Linked DNA regions of Homo sapiens: region 2 is linked to region 1. The links are chromatin contacts, found by Hi-C or POLR2A ChIA-PET in ENCODE. All regions are on one chromosome and are shown on one strand. The core of a region is the stretch at or near the end of the contact, and the rest is flanking DNA. Distances in the headings are between cores, read along the strand shown.

The links. A loop is a pair of places that touch in the nucleus more often than their neighbours do. ChIA-PET counts read pairs that join two places held with the same protein, here RNA polymerase II (POLR2A). Pooled maps may share reads with other maps.
Region 2: a loop to region 1 is called in a pooled map, with 4 times the contacts of the local background. The contact joins the promoter of INKA1 here to the promoter of BSN in region 1. A Hi-C loop is called at or near these places in 1 of 168 maps with a recorded cell type or tissue (mammary epithelial cell), 1 of 37 single-sample maps with no recorded cell type and 7 of 50 pooled maps. POLR2A ChIA-PET finds 5 or more read pairs at or near these places in 2 of 52 experiments (CD4-positive, alpha-beta T cell and activated T-cell).

The regions. Positions count from the first base shown.
Region 1 is chr3:49,550,463-49,556,782 of GRCh38, forward strand. It overlaps BSN (bassoon presynaptic cytomatrix protein), which reads left to right and starts at 4,015. Exons shown (of 12, transcript NM_003458.4): 1 at 4,015-4,364. The coding sequence starts at 4,141. BSN-DT (BSN divergent transcript) reads right to left here and starts at 3,904. Exons shown (of 3, transcript NR_038866.1): 1 at 3,579-3,904; 2 at 3,086-3,225; 3 at 1-980. RefSeq lists silencers at 3,823-4,122, 4,193-4,402.
Region 2 is chr3:49,800,322-49,806,641 of GRCh38, forward strand. It overlaps INKA1 (inka box actin regulator 1), which reads left to right and starts at 2,940. Exons shown (of 2, transcript NM_203370.2): 1 at 2,940-3,122; 2 at 3,860-4,709. The coding sequence starts at 3,072. The coding sequence ends at 4,666. UBA7 (ubiquitin like modifier activating enzyme 7) reads right to left here. Exons shown (of 24, transcript NM_003335.3): 22 at 5,752-5,844; 23 at 5,576-5,676; 24 at 4,888-5,116. The coding sequence ends at 4,987. It overlaps MIR5193 (microRNA 5193), which reads right to left and starts at 5,924; the gene lies at 5,816-5,924. It also overlaps a transcript of CDHR4 not described here. RefSeq lists silencers at 2,337-2,386, 2,777-3,216 and enhancers at 5,895-6,189, 6,176-6,320.

The DNA of each region.
Region 1 (6,320 bases), core at 2,765-5,264:
GAAGGGTGCAGAGTTCAAGGAGCCTTGTAGGCAGGAGACAGGTCTCTCAGCCTCTCTGGAATAGTCCAAAGTCCATGGCATTATATCCTCTAGATACAGCCTGTCCTGTGTCATCCTTCTCTATTGTCTTCCTCCTCTGATCTCTCTAATGCCTACTCTTGCCTGCAAAGTTTGCCATTCTTCTTCACCCCCATAGACATCTTCATCTTTGGATCTCGTGCCTCCCCACGGAGGCTGCCATGCTGAAAGGATCAGCCCAGGGTAAACTGGACTTATGGGGAAGCAGGGAAGAGTCTGAGCTCTACCCCTTCTCCCTTTCTTGGGGATGACCGGCATGATGCTTTGCCTACGGCACAACTACACCTCTGGGTGTAGTTCCTGAGGTCCTGTCATCTCTTCATTCTTCCACGATTTGCCTTCTGGTGACTAATCATTTCTACTAATCCCAGCAGTGAGTTGGCTCTGATTGGGCCTTTTCCCACATGGATTTTTTTGTTTAGTTTTGTTTTTTTGAGACAGGGTCTTGCTCTGTCACCCAGGTGGGAGTGCAGTGGCACCATCACAGCTCACTGCAGCTTCAACCTCCCAGGCTCAGGTGATCCTCCCACCTCAGCCTCCCGAGTAGCTGGGACTACAGGTGCATGCCACCACACCCAGCTAGTTTTTGTATTTAGTAGAGAAAGGGTTTCGCCATGTTGCCCAGGCTGGTCTTAAACTGCTGAGCTCAAGCAATCCACCTGCCTTGGCCTCCCAAACTGTTGGGATTACAGGAGTGAGCCACTGTGCATGGCCCTGGATGGCTTTTTGTTGTTGTTGCTGTTTTTTCTGATTCCATTTTCCCTCTGGTCTTCTACAAGTGTCTGAGAACATAGGCTGGAGAAGCAAGCTGGCACATGTCTGTTGGTTCCATTTAGGCATGTGGATTGATTGTCCTCTCATCTGGCCATCTCCAAAATGGCTGCCATGTGTCACATGTTATGCTGAAGTGGGAAGAAGATATTTCAGCAAGTGAAGCTTAGGGGACTGGGAAACTCCTGCAGGGTCTCTAGGTCTATCCTGTCCCTGGTGGGGCAGCAGTTGGACCCAGGAGGACATGATACTTGACACACCACACAGCTGGCTTGCATAAACTGAAAGATTTGTTTATTCATTTGTCATAAAGCATAGTCAAGCCTAGTGAATTTTCCTGGATGAGTGAAGAGAGCTCATCAACAACCCCTCCATGAGGAGAAACCAGATGCAATCCCAGCACTCTCCCTGTTACTTATTAGCTCAGCAGCTAAAGCCAAAGATCTCTCTGAGTGCTTTTAAGCCTGGTGATTGGTGGGCCCTTTAGAAGCGCAGGTGAGGGAAATGCTCAGAGCGTCATGGAGAAGCCAGCACAACCATGAGCCCCAGAGGGCCTGCTGAAGGCCAGCCCAGGGGATAGGACCAGTCAGACAAGGTCCTGCTGTTGAGGAGCCCCAGTCTAGATCAAAAGGAGGTAAACAGCCTCTGGGACAGTGAATGGAAATGGGAGATTGAATCAGAGCCCCAGATAACCAGAGGCCAATACCATCCCATGGTCCACAAGAGTCCCTGGGCTGAATGTCAAGGGTGAATGAACACAGGGCAGGCATGTTCCTGGGGATGCTCCTCAAAGGAAACAGAACTGGGAGAGTTTGAGAGGAGAGGAGGGGCACCTCTAACCCACATTTTCAGGTCTCCTGGGTCCACTGTGCTGTGCCCTTTGTCACCAGGGCAGCAAAGACCCTGGAGGTCTGCTAACAGCCAGGAATCCACTCTGAGGAGGGCAACTCCCCAAGCCTGCAGGCTGGGTAGAGCTAATTAACCACACAGGAACCAGAGGCATGTTGATTTAAATCTGTGGAAAGCCATAGCTCCTGTGGTTTCTACAAAAACAAAAAAATAAACATCCTTTCCCCTGTTTCAAGTAGCCCAACCCACACTGACTGGGGTCTGTGAAGCTATAACAGCCTGGGTTGGGACAAGGTCAGGCCACTGGCCTGCCCATAGTGTTTGTGAGCATATTCTTCCCCAGGAGGAAATATATGGCACAAGACCGCCACATCCCAGACCATCACCAGGGAGACAACTAATAACAGAGTTGTCATAAGTATACCAGGCACTTGTCCTGGTGTTTTACCTACATCAGGCTGGGTGCATTGACTCATGCCTGTAATCCCAGCACTTTGGGAGGCCGAGGTGGGAGGATCACCAGAGGTCAGGAGTTCAAGACCAACCTGGCCAACATGGTGAAATCCCATCTCTACTAAAAATACAAAAACTAGCCAGGTGTGGTGGTGGGCACCTGTAATCCCAGCTACTAGGGAGGCTGAGGCAGGAGAATCATTTGAATCCGGGAGGTGGAGGTTGCAGTGAGCCGAGATCACACCACTGTACTCCAGCCTGGGTGACAGAGCGAGAGTCTGTCTCCAAAAAATAAAAATAAAAAAAATAAAATGAATAAAAAATAAAATATCTACATCAGCCACTCTACCCTTACAATCCCCCATATTCGAGGAGCTACTAAGATTCTAACTTTGCAGAATAGGAAATGGAGGCTCAGTGAGCCTAAGTCAGTTGCCAAGGGTCCTATCGGGGCTGAGGTGCAGACTCTTTTGGAGCCTAAATGTGCACATGTAGTCACCACTCACGAAGCTGTATCAAACATCCTGCAGCACAGGAGGAAACACAGCAAGGACCATCATCTGCAGGAAGAGAGGCTCTCTTCATCCTAGGTCATCCCAGAGGGGCCAGGCAGTTTAGCGTGAAAACGGGAGGTATGAAGTCAGGAGAAAATATCAGGAAGTGGGGGCTCTGCATTTCCTCTTTCTCTTACTTGCTCCATCCCAGAGGTCGGGAGGAGCAGCTCGGAGTGCACAGGGGAAGGCCCAGGGAGGGTCCTGGCCCCTCCTCACAAGAACTGACACAGCCACCGGTCTGTCCAGCAGGCTGGCTATCAGCATTCACTGGGATCCCTGGATTATTCTAGGTTCAGTTAGAACTGCTAACACCCTATGTGATATATTTCGCAACATTAGGAGAATTGAATGGGTTTGTAAAATGGGTTCAAGTTACTCACGCCTTTCTACACAGTCATGATTTATGACGTCAGAGATGAACTGGAATATAGGCTCCTAGGAAATATTCTCCCACAGGAAAGTACAGGCTTGTGTGAGAAGCCACCACGGCAGACAATCCTGAGTAGCGGGCAGAAACCGGCTGTAAATGTGAGGGAGCGGGGAAGTAATTTGGAAAGCTCTCAGGGTAATGCAGAGGCAACCTGCGGCCCCGCATCGAGACAGCTCCAGGCCTGAGAACCATCAAGTCCTCTTTTCCATCCCCAAGGTCACTCTCCCAGGGCTGACTGAGGTGGCCTCCCAGCTGGCTTCACACAGCCCTGTCACACCTTCCATCTGTGCCCGGGGCGCTTCCTGAGACTCCCAGTTCCTCAGTGTGAATCCCAGATGGTTCCCATCGCCATCTGGATAAAGGCTCCACTCCCCAGCTGGCCTTAAAGACCCTCACAATCCGGCCCGACCACCCAGCACCCTCCCTCTCCTTCCCTCTACGACCTTGCGTCTCTGAATACACTTGTTCCTCTGCCTTCCCAACTCCTATGCATACTTTTGAGGCCATTCTCGGGTAGCCCCTCTCCTCTCCGAGGCCTGTCCTTATGACGCCTGCCCGCTGTGGCACTCCGGTTACCCGGAGGAGAGTTGCTACTCTCGAGTTCACCGAGGCGGAAAGCCCCTCTGACTCCAAAGCAGGGCTCAGCGCGACGTCCCAGAGGCCGCTTCTAGTGGCAGGTGCCCCTCCTCACAGGGCCCTCGCAGCCCCGCCGGCCCCCGCCCGGCTCCTTCTCAGCATGATACAACCGCGTCGGCCCTGGACAGCGCATGCGCGGGCGCCGGCGGCTGTTTCCCAGCGACCCCGAGGCTGGCGGGAGCGCGCACAGGGGAAGGGGGGCGTGTGCAGGGAAGGGGGCGCGAGACGCGCATGCGCAGCGGCAGGCGGCGGCGCGAGCCGAGCTGGGAGATGGCGGCGGCAGCGGCGGCGCCGAGAGTGTGAGCACCGCCCGGGAGCCGCCGGCCCGGGCGCAGCGCGACCCCGACCCCGCCCGCCCGCCTGCCCGCCATGGGCAACGAGGTCAGCCTGGAGGGCGGCGCTGGCGACGGGCCGCTGCCGCCCGGCGGCGCCGGCCCCGGCCCGGGCCCCGGCCCCGGCCCCGGCGCAGGAAAGCCGCCTTCAGCACCGGCCGGTGGCGGACAGCTCCCCGCGGCGGGAGCAGCGCGGTCGACCGCGGTACCACCGGTCCCTGGCCCCGGCCCCGGCCCCGGTCCCGGCCCTGGCCCGGGCAGGTAAGCGCGTGTCTCGGCGCCCGGGGGGCGGTGAGCTGCAGCCTGAGGCCGGGACCCGGGCCCAGGATCCCGCGATCTAGTGTGGACAGCGAGGTTCGACGTCCGGCCGCACTCTGAACCCTGCCGGATTGGCGTGAACTGGGTGGTCGCGGGAAGCGGCCCTTCCTTTCCAGCTGCCCCGCCTTGGCGTGGCAGGATGACGAGCGCAGGGTCAGTCGGGGCCTGCAGACCGTGACTCCGTCACGAACCCCAAATTCGCTTCTCCCCAACGCTCGGGCCTGACTGCTCAGGAGGGGCTTATGTAACCTTAACCTGGTCCCTCCGCACAGGAGAGCAATGGGATGGAAAACGTCCTCCCTGTCTGCTGGTGTCTGCATGTGTCCATTGTGCTGGGCCGAGAAAACAGCACAATGGGAGTGGCTGTCAGGGAAGATAAGTGTCACTGCGAGGAACAGAGAGATGAAAATAGTTGAACCATGAACTTGGTCTTGGGCTTTCCTTGGGCATTTAGTGGCTGTAATCACCTTTGGGGGAAAGGAAAATTGCCCACTGGACACCAAGAGGTGCTTATTTAGGCCCAACAATACTAATAGGATCATGTGCTTTCACCAAGGTTTAGGGAAACATTTTGGGGTGAAGCAAAAATGCTATTGAGTCATCCAGCACCAGATATGTTCTCGTTACCTTATGATTTAGATCAAACCAGTGGAAAAGCTGAAACCCACACAGAATGCTTTAAACAGAACATATCTGATTAAATACTGTGAAACCAGTTTGTTTTAAATGTATGCCAACCCAGGTCCTGCAAAAACAGTCAAGTGGCAATGAAGGCTGTAAGGGAATGCCAATATATAATAAGTCAGTAGACTGAAAACTCAGGAAAACTACTAAGAGATGACACGATAAAATGGAAGGCATTATCTTTGCACCAAATAGGCTTGGGGAGTAGCAAAACCCCCAGGGGGTGGGAGGGAGGTGCTTCCAGCTCCATGTGGGTCTGCTGATATATGTTGCCCTGGCTTTTCTGTGTGGAAGCACATAAACTGAGGACGCATAATTTTTTATTCTTTGGCTGCCCGACTGTGCCTCTTGTGTGTTTATTTCCTCAGAAGTCATTTCTTAGACAACTAACAGTAATGAAAGGCTGTTAGTAGCTTGAAACCTGCGGCAGACAGGTCAGCCTGTGAGCATCCTTTTTAGAGGTGGGATTTGTCCATTTTATACTAGCTATAATAGTAATGCAGTTGGATAGCACACAGCTCTTAGCACTGCAAACACTGTCCATTTTGCTGCATGTTGAGTTGCTGTTTGGGTTTTAGCTTGAGGGAGGCTCACCCAGGCTTTAGTGTTCTCCTTCCAAGGGAAAGCTTCTGTAGCTGAATGGAAAAACACCTTGTTATTGAGAGTTCCCTGTATGGGGAATTTGTCATTTCTCTTCTGATAACCAAACAGGCTGCTCTGCTTGTAGTTTATCAGATGTTGCAGAGCCAATCATATGAAATTCTGGAAAGACCTGGGCAGCTCAGAGGGACCGGAAGGAGGCTGATGTCTATTGCTCATATGCCTTTTTAGTGTTTCATTTGTACTTCATCTGTACATTCTGCTGCAGGCAGACCCATGAACTGCTGTGGGTGAGGCGAACCACGGACTCCTGATGGATTTAGTAGTCACACAATCTCTTACCTGGCTGTGGGCAAGGCTCATACCTGAGCCTGTGGTGCTGAGGTCCTGTGACTATCAGACTCAGGAGGTGAGCTGGCTATTTGTCCCCAAAGCTCAGAACCAGAGACCATTAGGAGGTGGGATTTACTCCTCCAGCTGATATTCATTTTATCATAGCACCTCAGCTGAGCAGCAGCTCCATGGCTTATCTCTCCTTTAGTATTGCAATGGCTTCTACTTCCTCTCACTAGAGCATCTCAGATACCTGATGCCAAATTTAGCATGTTCTAAGAT
Region 2 (6,320 bases), core at 1,690-4,189, 250 kb after region 1:
TCAATATCAGCCTGGGCAACAAAGTGAGACCCCATCTCTACAAAAAATTAGTTGGGTGTGGTGATCCAGGCCTGTAGTCCCAGCTACTCTGGAGGCTGAGGTAGGAGGATTGCTTGAACCCCAAGAGATCGAGGCTGCAGTGAGTCATGATTGTGCCACTGTACTCCAACCTGAGTGACAGAGCAAGACCCTGTCTCAAAAAAAAAGAAAAAAGAAAAAAAAAGTTGTCTACATCCAACAAGCAAAAGGAATCCTTTATGATAGAAATACAAATACTGGTTACCGTTGGGAATATCAGTTGGATAGGGCACCAGGTGGCATCCAGGAGTTGCTGAGGATGTTCTATATCTGGGTGGCAGCTGCACAAGTGTCTACAGATTTTAACATTTACTGGGCTGTAACTTTGAGATCTGTCTATTTATTGTATTTATATGTCAGTTTTTTTAAGTTTTCTGGCCAGGCACGGTGGCTTATGCCTGTATGGGAGGCTGAGGCAGGAGGATCGTTTGAGATCAGGAGTTCGAGACCAGCCTGGACAACATGGTGAAACCCTGTCTCTACAAAAAAAAAAAAAAAAAAAATTAGCTGAGTGTGGTGGCACATGCCTGTAGTCCCAGTTACTTGAGAGGCTGAGATAGGAGGGTCACTTGAGCCCCAGAGATGGAGGCTGCAGTGAGCCAAGATCATGCCACTGCACTCCAGCCTGGGTGACAGAGTGAGGCCCTGTCTCAAAAAAAAAAACAAAAACGGTTGTCTTTATTTGCCATCTCCAGTTCTTCAGTCCTCACTCTCTTCTCCACACACTCTAATCAGGCTTGTCCCTCTCTACACAAAACTGCCCTTGTCAGGGTTCCCAGTGACCTATGCACTGCCGAATCCAGTGGTTTGTTCTTCACCCTCACTGCCTAGGCAGCATTCAATGCTTGCTCCCCTTGGGTCCTGAGTCCCCACATTCTCAGATTTCTCCTGGCTGTTCCTGCTCAGCTTCTTTGATAGCTCTGCTTCATATCTCCCCTACCTCCACCTCATGGAATGTCCCAGGGCACAGTCCCGATTGCTGTCTCCCTCTGACTACACTGATTTCCTCCCACCCCACCTTATCCAGGCCTATGGCCTTACATACCATCCATTCACTCACTATGCCTCCCAGATCCAAGGCTCCAGTGCTGATCTCTCTCCTGAAGTCCAGAGTCATACACCTAGCAGCTGACTCTGCAACTCCTCTTGGATGTCTAACAGGCATCTCAAGGGTTACGTGTCCATAAATGATCATTGGATTTTCCTCTCCAAACCCACTCTTCTCCAGTCTTTCCCAGATCAGTTTATGGCAATTTCATCCAACCAGCTGTTAATGCCAGAAATGTAGGAGTCATGCTTGATGCCTCTTTTCCTGCCCACATCCATGCATCAGCAAGACTTGATTTTAGTTCCAAAACATACCCCAAAGTGACCCCCTTCAGTGCACCTGCCCTGCCCAGGCCTAGGCCCTCCCCTTCGTTGCCTGGATGAGGGCAGGGACTTCCACTCTTATTGCAGAATCCTTTTCTGAAAGCAGCTGGGATTATCTAAACAAGGGCTAGCCCAGGTCATTCCTGCTCAAAGGCCCCCATTGCTCCTCATCACACCAAGAACAAAACCCACATTCTGCTCTAAGGCCGTTAGAGCCTGGTTTTGCTGACCTTTTCCCTCCTGCCACCACCACCAATCACAGACACCTGGGCCTTCTTTATGTTTGGCCCTGTCCAGCTCCTGTCCGTCGGGGTCTCTTCCCTGGCTGCTCCTTCTGCCTAGAATGTTCTTCTTCTCCTTCTTCTCCTTCTCCTTCTTCTCCTTCTCCTCCTCCTGCTTCTTCTTCCTTTCTTTTTTTTTTGAGACGGAGTCTCACTCTGTCGCCCAGGCTGGAGTGCAGTGGCGCGATCTCCGCTCACTGCAAGCTCCGCCTCCCGGGTTCACGCCATTCTCCTGCCTCAGCCTCAGGAGTAGCTGGGACTACAGGCGCCCGCCACCACGCCCGGCTAATTTTTTTTGTATTTTTAGTAGAGACGGGGTTTCACCATGTTAGCCAGGATGGTCTCGATCTCCTGACCTCGTGATCCGCCCGCCTCGGCCTCCCAAACTGCTGGGATTACAGGCGTGAGCCACCGCGCCCGGCCAGAATGCCCCTCTTCTTGATTGCATCTTGATGTCACCTCCTGTGAGACTGACTTTCCCCAAGCTAGCCCACGGCCCTCATTCCCTGGTATTTTCCTGTTGCTGGTATGTCCAGTCTGTCTGCAGCTACACTACCCTTGAGCCTAGCCTGTGTTGATAGAGCAGCCTCAGCACCGACCCTCAGTCTGCACCTGGTACCGGCAAAGGGAATGCCGACGGTCGCGCGTCGCCGCTGGACTCGCGACTAGCCAAGCACTCCCCACTAGAGGGCAGTCCCGTCTAGCTCGGTTGGGACGCGGCTGAGGCCCCGCCGGTGCGCTGCCACAAAGTCCCGCCCTCTCTTGAGTCCTCAGACGGGCTGAACCCCACTTCCATCCCGTTCAGGGAGTGCCAAGGCCAGCCTCACGAATGGGTCCCGTGGGTCAGGCCCCGAGGGTCCACAACCTCTCTGGGTCCGACCATCCGGGGTGCTCTGCCTATGTGCGGACGCAGCACGGCGCCCCGTGAGAGGGACCGCTATTTCACCATTGAACAAACGGGGAGGATGAGGCCCCCGCACGGAGGCGACCTGTCCTGCGTCACGCAGCAAACGCAGGGTCCACTCAACAGTCTGGGGGCTCGGGGGGTCCCCGTACCGGCCCCGTCCGGCTTCCAGTTATGACCCCGCCCTTCCCACCCAGAACCGCGGCGGAGTCGGGAGGGACGCCGGGCTTTAGCCCCGCCCCCTTTGGCCGCGGGGCCGGGGCGGGGCGCGGCTGCCAGATGTCGGGGCGGCGGCGGCGGGAGCTACGGAGAGCGAGGAGTCGCGCAGGCAGGCGGAGGCTGAGGGCGCCGCTGGCCGGCCCTCCCAGCCCTCTCCGCGCGGCTCCGCCGGGGTTCCAAGAGGAGCTAGTAGGTTCGGTGGGGGCCCTGGCATGGACATGCACAGCGCTCGGCTTGACAGCTTCCTTAGCCAGCTCCGCTGGGAACTGGTGAGGCTCGGGAGCGGGTGTGGTTAGTGAGGACGCGTGCGGGATGCCAGGCTGCCGCCCGGCCGGAACAACAGACGGGTGCGGGGTGGCTCCAGCGTGCCGGTCCGAGGCGGGGTGGGGGCGGCGTGGCGCATATGGCTCAGATGGCCCGCGTCGGGTTTCGGACGGTTGGGAACTGAGCTGAGCATCAGATAACAGCATCCAGCTGGCCGTGCTGCTGGAACGGCGCGGGAGGAGAGAGTGGAAGGGGGACTTCTTTGGGGGCGGGGCATGGGGCGGCAAGGGACTAACGAGGTGCTGGCGCTGCTGTGAACGCCCCCTACTTCAGGCTGGCCTATGCCTCCCTTCTCTACCCCTCACCTAGCAAGCGCTCTTTCTGTGAAAGACGCTTTGGGCTTTGGGAGCTGAATCCCCCAATAGGCACGGGATGCCCCTCCAGTCCTGGGCAGGACCTACTTCCCCGTTCAGGCCCGCAACCCTGCCTGCCTGCCCGCCCGCCCTGGTGGCGGGTGCCGACTTGCCCGGCCCTGCATGCTGCAGCCTGCCAGACTGCCACCAGGTCGGTGGATGAGAACCACACCAGCTTCGAGTGCCAGCACCCCTATGCCTGCCCTGTGCTCACTAACACCCTGCTGCCCAGGCCAGCAGGCCTATCTAACCTTCCTGGACCCTCTGTTCTCTGGGCTGGCCTGGTGACAAGTGATACCTCTCCGACTTCTGCCCTCTCTTCCCCTCAGTTGTGTGGTCGGGACACAGGCTCACCCTCAATGCCTGGTCCCCTGCAGCCAACCTCCCAAACTGGCCCAGATGTGCAGCCCAGCCACCAGCTTAGGGCCTCGGGTGCCTTGGAAGAGGACTCAGTCTGCTGTGTGGAGGAGGAGGAAGAGGAGGAGGAGGAAGCAGTGGTGACAGAAGACAGGGATGCAGCCTTGGGAGGCCCCAGGGAGCATGCCCTGGACTGGGACTCTGGCTTCTCGGAGGTGTCAGGCAGCACATGGCGAGAGGAAGAACTGCCTGTATCCCAGCGCCCAGCACCCTCAGCACAGCCCCTTCGTAGGCAGTGCCTCTCAGTCAGTGGCCTCCCCATGCCCAGCAGGGCCCCTGTAGCCAGTGTACCACCTGTCCACCATCCACGGCCCAAGTCCACCCCAGACGCCTGCCTGGAGCACTGGCAGGGACTGGAAGCAGAGGACTGGACAGCAGCCCTACTGAACAGGGGTCGCAGTCGCCAGCCCCTGGTACTAGGGGACAATTGCTTTGCTGACTTGGTGCACAACTGGATGGAGCTGCCTGAGACAGGGAGTGAAGGGGGTGACGGAGGTGGGCACCGTGCCCGTGCTCGGCCCCCTCAGTTCCTGCTTGGCCTCTCTGAGCAGCTTCGGCGCCGGCTGGCCAGGGCTCGGCGGACAGCTATGGCAGGAAAGCGGCTGTCATGCCCACCTCGCCCAGAACCTGAACTGCCTGCGGATGTCTCACGCTTTGCAGCTCTCATGAGCTGTCGTAGCCGCCAGCCCATCATCTGCAATGATGTCAGCTACCTCTGACCCTGCCCTCCAGCCTGGGACAATAAAAGCCTTTTTTCTAGACTGTCCTGGCTCCATACCCCTGAGGCACTAAGAGGCAGCCCCAGCCCTGTGAGGCACTGCCCAGGGAGACAAATCTTCTGAAGAGCTTTTTTTCTCTGTGTGAAGGTCCCTGTCATGCCCATGTCACACCCGTGTGCATTAGTGCACTGTTTTCTATCGTCCATCCTCTCTGCAATGCCTTCCTTTAACAAGCATTTATTGAGTGCCTACTGTGGGCTTACAATGCAGGGCTTGGGATCCGGGGCTCCATTGAGCTAGGTGACAGGGTGGCTGCCTTGTCACAGCTCATAGTGCAGAGGTGGGAAGGCAGTGTCCTCGTCGTCACCCTCACAGCTCAGCTCTAGCACCAACACCCGCTGCCCAGGAGCAGGTGCCTGGCCTGTCAGCTGCTGAACCAGTTCTGTCACCCTGGTAGGGGTGGGTTTAGGGGAGATTGGAGAGGTGAGCCATGGCAAGCAGAAGGCAGCCTGGCATGGACTAGAGAGGGTGCTGGCAGGCCGTCAGGAGCCCAAGCCAGGAGCAGGAGCTGCTCAAGACAGGAAACATCTGAAACTATTTTAGGAGCAGCTGATGAGGCAAGCAGGAGGCAGGAAGCTATGGGTCCCTTGGGAGTGGGCTGTGAAAGGGGGGCTGTGCAGCATGTGGGGAGCCCATGGGGCTGGCCAAATAGGCAGCTCCTGAAGACTCCTCCTCAGGCTCTCGGCCCTCACCCCACCTCCAGCCTGTTTGCTGGCTCCATTTGGGGAAAGAATGCTTGGGAAGGTGTGAGGGGCCCAGAATGGGGCTGGGAAGACAAAAGGCAGTGTGGTCCCTAGCCCCAGCCTCCAGGGACTGGTGGGGCCTGTCTAAAGCCCCAAGTGGGCTCACCTGAGGGGCAGGTGCTGGGCCTGCTTTTCAGGTGACCATCCGGCCGCATAGAGCAGGGCTGAGCCGTGCAGCAGGATCCTCACCCTCAACCCGTGCTGCTCCTAGAGGAGAAAGGTCAGACACCAGCTGGGCCGGGCTGGGCTGAGCCTGGGGGTTGGGGTAGCAACAGGGCACACCTGAAGATGAGCCAGCAGCGACTCCAGGGTCCTCTCAGGCTGCCCAGCTGGTACCTTCAGACGGTCCCAAGAGGTCCACTTCAGGTGATGGAACTGGGATGAGGTAGAGGAGGAGTCAGAGACTTCTTACCTCCCCCCAACCCCCATCCCAGTTACCAGCAGCCTTTCCTAGGGGAAGAGCTGGACTAGCAGGAAACAGGAGCCAGGGGGTGGGGGGTGGGGGGGAGGTGGGATCTGGGCCCAGAGTCTCAGCCCCCTCCCCGTCCAGGCCGGGGCCAGCACAGGAAATGGGGCTATGGGGCCCGCACAGGGAAACAGACGATCCATCACATGGGCCAGTTGTGAGAGTGGGGGATGAGGGGGTGGTGCTTCCTGAGGAAACCCAGAGCAGGGCCCCTGCAGCCTCTGATAAAGCTGCTTGTTCCTCAAAGACAAGGCTGGGAGCTGGGGGGCACATCCTGTCCCCCAATCTTGTATGTACTGCCAGTGCCTTGGGCTACTCATTGGGACACAGGGGCAAAGGGCACAGTGACCACCAGGGCCCCACTGTCCCAGAGACCCCAGCAGGG